2 separate regions of the Mus musculus genome follow, and region 2 is linked to region 1. The links are chromatin loops, found by intact Hi-C in ENCODE. Cell type or tissue: left cerebral cortex. All regions are shown on one strand. Each heading gives the region's core, and the rest is flanking DNA. Links, peaks and the distances in the headings are about the cores only. Region 1 overlaps Pbld1 (phenazine biosynthesis-like protein domain containing 1). Region 2 holds the start of Gm26479 (a small nuclear RNA gene).

Region 1 (2,913 bases), core at 154-2,653:
TTCTCGGTTTGCTTGCTTGCTTGCCTGCTTGAAGGGCCAGCAACATAGCTCGGCCAATGGAGGTGCTTGCTGCGCGCAAGCATGATGACCTGAGTTCAGATCCCAAAGCCCACTTACAGGTGGAATTCGAGAGCTGAAATGTTATCCTCTGACCTCCACGCGCATACCACAGCCTTTATGCCCTGGAAATATTAAATTAACTGGTTGGCATACAAGTACAGTCATGTGTCGGCACTAGAGAAGCACTTTGTAAGGATTGGTGTCTTTAATGTTATAAGGAAGAACAGAGGGGCTGGTAAGATGTGTCCCTTAAGTAAAACCACTTGCTGCTAAGACTCATGGCCTCCCACACAGTGGGAGGACAGAGCTAGCTTCCACACCCTTTCTTCTGACCTCTACACGGGCATGGTGGCATTCAAGCACACACCCCCAGTCCCCCTCCCATAAATGTAATATCTTTTTTTTTAATGTAAAATTAGGGGCTGGAGAGATGGCTCAATAGTTAAGAGAACTGGCTGCTCTTCCAAAGGACAAGTGTTCTGTTCCCAGCACCTACATGGCAGCTCTCAATTGTAACTCCTGTTCCAGACACACATGCAATCAAAACAACCATGCACACGAGAGAGAGAGAGAGAGAGAGAGAGAGAGAGAGAGAGAGAGAGAAGAGAGAATATGCCTCTATATGATCCAACTGTGAAGCATAAAAAAATTACAAGCTAAAGAAGACCCACCTGAGCATCTTAAAACGTGTCTACAAAGGAAAACAAACAAAGAAATAAGTGGATAAATGCCTGGGGCCATAGCCCAGTGATAGAGGCTGGCTAGCATGCAAGAAGCCCTAGAACTGATTCCCTGTAGCACCGGACCTTTTACTTGATAATACACTGAGGTCTTTTCACTTGTATAGAATCTGAAAGGTTGTCTCTATAAATTTGCCTCCACACGTAACTTGAGCTTCAGAAGTTGAGAGTAAACTGCTATGTTAACTAACAGAGAGTTTGCCACACCAGGGAGTCCAAAGTCTCAATAACTGCTTGTTTCTAATTAGACATTGGAGGAAGACGCCCATCAGCAAATTGCGAGGGAGATGAACCTCTCAGAAACGGCTTTCATCAGGAAACTGCAGCCGACTGACAGCTTCACACAAAGTAAGTGCATGTTTCTTCGTTCATTCCTGGGTGGGAGGTTTAAGGGAGATGTTAATGTGTTATTTGCATGCCGACAGCACCCTTGGGTCTTCTCATCTAGGAGAAGGTATACTGAAGTTAAGTCTAAATGTATAGTTTAAGGTGTCCCCCACCACCTAAGTGCAGTTGTTGAAAGTGGGTCCCCAGGGCAGCGTGTGGGTAGCTGGGCCTAAAAGGAGATGACAGTTGACATCTTTGAGGGTGTGTTTGGGAATCTCAGGACAGGATAGAACTGACATGGGTATTGGGTGCCCTCTTGTGGCTGTGCCTGCCCGGAGCTGATGTAGTTGAGAAGGCGCTTGGCAGGTGCCAGCCCCTAGGCGGTGAACCTCTAAGCCATCAGACCTATAACAGAGAATTTCTCTTGAAGAGTCACCCAAACCGTGGGGTTCTTCTATAGCAACCCAAATGGACTAAGAGGGTGTTGGTGAGCCTACAGTTTTGGCTCTACACCTAACTGCAGGGAGCCTGTGGATGTCTGCACTGGTCATTTGACCACAGTTCGCTGCTAGCCACACCATCGAGAGATTTAGGAAAGTCTGAAAGCTGGAAAGCCTGCATGGGGTCTGACTTGCATCCCTTTGGCTTTTCCTCCTCTGAAGGCTCTCGCTTTGGACTGAGATGGTTTACGCCAGTGAGTGAAGTCCCCTTGTGCGGCCACGCCACACTGGCCTCTGCGGCTGTGCTGTTTCACAAAATACGTAATGTGGATTTTTTGTATGCTTGTATCTGTGCATGTGTGTGTATAGGTGGTTTCTTGGTTTTGGTTTGTTGTTTGTTTGTTTGTTTGTTTGTTTGTTTTTTCTGAGCTAGGTAGCTGTCTTGGAACTTAATCTGTGGACTAGGCTAGATCTCTAGCAGAGATCTTCTGCCTCTCCCTCCAGAGCTGGGATTAAAGGTGTGTGTCACCACACTTGGCTCCTGGATGTCTGTTTTTTGAGACAGGTATTTATATGGCCCAGGCTTGCCCTGGATTCTCTGTGTAGCTATTGCCTACCCTGTGCTCCTGACTTCCTGCCTCGATGTTCCTAGTACTGGATTCCGTGTATGCACCACCAGCACTCCAGAGGTAGAAGCAGACGGATCTTTGTGAGTTCAAAACCAGCCTGACCTACATAGGGAGTTCCAGGCTAGTAGGGACTTCATAGTTAAGATCTTTTCTTGAAAAAGAAATTAAATAATAATAAAAAATATTTAAAGTTAGCTGGGGGCTGGGCAGTGGTGGCCCATGCCTGTAATCCCAGCACTTGGGAGGCAGAGGCATGGATTTCTGAGTTCGAGGCTAGCCTGGTCTACAGAGTGAGTTCTAGGATGGCCAGAATTGCACAGAGAAATCCTGTCTTGAAAAACCAAAATAAATAAATAGATAGATAGATAGATAGATAATAAAGTTGGCTGGGTCAGTAGCTCAGTGGTAGGTTACTTGCCTTGAATCTGTATACTGGCAGGGTGGAGGGTCCCAATACCAAACTTATTTTCCTGACCTTTGACCCCTCCTCTGTCCAGAGAACAGGAACAGCACCCTGACCTTTGTCACAATGAGCGGGGAGCTAAAGGCCAGAAGAGCAGAAGATGGGATAGTCCTGGACTTTCCTGTCTACCCAACCTTTCCCCAGGTTAGCTCCTAGTTACTGCACTCTCATAGGCTGCTAAGGTGTGCAGTTACTGCCACGGACCGAGTTCAAGCCCACGGCTCTCCTGTTCATCACTGACTTTATCTCTGCCC
Region 2 (2,913 bases), core at 176-2,675, 170 kb before region 1:
GTATAGGATTGCAGTCTTTAGACACACAAGAAGGAGGCATCGGTTCCCATTACAGATGGTCATGAGTCACCACATGGTTACTGGGACAGGACCTCTGGAAGAGCAGTCAGTGCTCTTAACCGCTGAGCTATCTCTCCAGCTCTGATTTTGATTTTGTATCCTAGGCTTTCCTGAAACTTACAATCTAGTGCTGATGTTTTGAACCTGCAGAAACCTTATAGACATAACTTCCTATTCCTGAGATTACAGACGAGAGCCTCCACATCTTCCCAAGGCAGAATTTGAGATCAGTGCAATGGCTCACTGGGCAAAAGTACATAGACCTTTATATTACATTATGTTTTTTTAGTTTTTTTTGTTTGTTTGGTTTTGGTTTTTTGATTTTTCGAGACAGGGTTTCTCCGTGTAGCCTTAGCTGTCCTGGAACTCACTCTGTAGACCAGGTTGGCCTTGAACTCAGAAATCCACCTGCCTCTGCCTCCCAAGTGCTGGGATTAAAGAGGTGAGCCACCACTGACCAGCCATTAATTATGTATTAAGTGGAGAGTGTTGGGTGCCACAATGTATATACATTTGGAAGTCAAAAGACGGGGGGGGGGGGGGGGGGGGGGGGGGGCTGGAGAGATGGCTCAGCGGTTAAGAGCACTGACTGCTCTTCCAAAGGTCCTGAGTTCAAATCCCAGCAACCCACATGGTGGCTCACAACCATCTGTAATAAGATCTGACACCCTCTTCTGGGGTGTCTAAAGACAGCTACAGTGTACTTAGATATAATAAATAAAACTTGAAAAAAATTAAAAAAAAAGACAAGTGGGGCTTGAACCAACTTCATAGCTTCAGATCAAACACACACTCCCTCTTTTATGTGTGTGTGTGTGGGGCGGTTGAGGGGGTGGGTCCAAGACAAAGTTTCTTTATAAAGCCGTAGTTGTCCTGAAACTCAGAAACCAGCCTGCCGCTGAATCCTGGGATTAAAAGTGTGTCACCTCCAGATTCACACTCACACACACACACACACACACACACACACACACACACACACACTTGAAATACAAAATACCATTGCCATAAGCTAGTTTGTTATACCTGCTTTTGAAAGGCAGTATAGGAGTTCCCACCCACTCACCACCCATCAGGTCCACATGCTTTACTCACAGTTGGCAGAATGAAGACACTCAGCCAGGACAGATGCAGAGCATGATGATGCAAGAGGCTTCCAGGATCTCTCCAGACCTACATCCTTCCCTCAGCCTCAGCAAGAGGCTTCCAGGATCTCTCCAGACCTACATCCTTCCCTCAGCCTCAGCGACTCAGAAAAGATCTGCCTGCCGGTTTTTTTTTTTTTTTTTTTTTGAGGGATCCCAATGAACCCCCCACCCTCTTTCCAGGAAGTTGGTAGAAAGGTGTGAAGGTTGAAATCCAGTAAATCTGTCTGTCCTTTTGGAGACTACCCTTCCCCAGAGGCTACAGATGTTCCACCCTGAAGCTCTTTAACATAAACTCCCCAGCGATTAACAGGATTGTTCAGAATAACTAAAGATACTCAGGAAACTCCTGCCGCTACAGGATCCCAAAGACATTTTCTTATTCAGGTTCTAAACTGATTCCAAGAGAATGTGACTGGGTCTGCTACTCCATTCCTAGTGTGTTTGTGTGGCATGCCTTAAACCCTGAGTTCTATTCCTGCATACATAGCAAGTTTGTAGCCAAACATAACCTAGCCTGGGTTATCTGTTTGTTTTTTGTTTTTTTAAAAAAACCTTGGTGGGTGGGATTTGGGGAGCTGACAGAAGGATAGTGATAAGGCTCAGCAGATTCATAGCATTGTACCTCAGTTTCCCTGCAGGTGACTATGAGAGTGAAAAAGGGCAAAATGTGGAACACTTGATTAACTTTGGGGTCATCCTTGCATAGGGCCCATGCTAATTTTCTCTGTATTGTTCCAAAGATAACAGGCCACCTAGTCTTCAATATACATATGAATATGCTGGATATAGTGCTGGATATTCCAGGCACTTGGGAGGCAGAAGAAGGAGCATCTTGGTTGGCCAAGAAAATTGCAAGCCAGCCAAGGCTACAAAGTAAGAGAAGGGGGGAAACAGGAACAGAAGACTAGAACAAGTATAAACATGTCGCTCAGAGTGTGCCTGGCATCCAGAAAACCACATTTTTGACTCAGCTCGCCACACATGAAAAGTTAAAAAGAAACCAGGCAGTCTGTTCCCGAGCTGGGTGGTGGTGGCGCACGCCTTTAATCCCAGCACTTGGGAGGCAGAGGCAGACGGATTTCTGAGTTTGAGGCCAGCCTGGTCTACAGAGTGTGTTCCAGGACAGCCAGGGCTACACAGAGAAACCCTGTCTCAGGAAAAACAAAAAACAAAAACCTGAGAGAAAGAGAGAGACAGACAGACAGAGAGAGGAAGAAAAGTTAATAAGGCAGCAAGATCCAGTGGGTCACACCTGGAATCTCAGTGGTTAGAGGCTAGCAGAGCTCTGCGGTAAATGTGAACTCAGTCCTGTGTGGAAAGCAAGCCCTTGTCTCAAAATTCAATAAGGGTTAGTTAGTAAGATGATTCCATGGGTCAAATTGATTGTGATTAAGCCTGATGACCCGAGTTCGATTCCCAGAACCCACCCATGGTGGATGGAAAGAACCTACTTTTACTCTGAGCCCCAGTTGATCCCCCACATCCGGCAGTGTGATGAGTTTTGTTTTGTTTTGTTTTGTTTTGTTTTGTTTTGTTTTGTTTTGTTTTGTTTTGAGACAGGGTCTCACCATGTAGTCCTGGCTGTACTGCAGTTTGCTGGTCTTAGGAGTGCATGCAGTATTTGACAAGATGGAAGCAGACGGAGCAGGAGTTCAAGACCATCCCTAACTATAGAGGGAGTTTGAGGCTAACCAGGGAGACCTGC

What was found. Peaks named below come from ENCODE experiments on the same cell type or tissue, not always from the same donor. Only the 100,000 strongest peaks of a DNase experiment are listed, where the experiment ranks them.
Region 2: it touches region 1 in a loop (1.8-fold over the local background); 1 of 42 quality-filtered maps calls a loop at or near these places.

What each region holds. Positions count from the first base shown.
Region 1 is chr10:63,064,736-63,067,648 of GRCm38, forward strand. It overlaps Pbld1 (phenazine biosynthesis-like protein domain containing 1), which reads left to right. Exons shown (of 9, transcript NM_026701.3): 2 at 1,049-1,148; 3 at 1,790-1,888; 4 at 2,694-2,803. Among named protein-coding and RNA genes, the nearest start is that of Pbld1, 4.6 kb to the left of the region's middle. In left cerebral cortex, for the core only: CTCF peaks have their summits at 1,454 (motif pointing left) and 1,656; a DNase peak (open chromatin) is centred at 1,446.
Region 2 is chr10:62,891,540-62,894,452 of GRCm38, forward strand. All of the region lies in intron 2 of Gm51805 (a long non-coding RNA gene), which reads left to right. Gm26479 (a small nuclear RNA gene) reads right to left here and starts at 1,975; the gene lies at 1,870-1,975. RefSeq lists a cis regulatory region at 218-2,913. In left cerebral cortex, for the core only: no CTCF peak of the experiment used is centred there; a DNase peak (open chromatin) is centred at 1,118.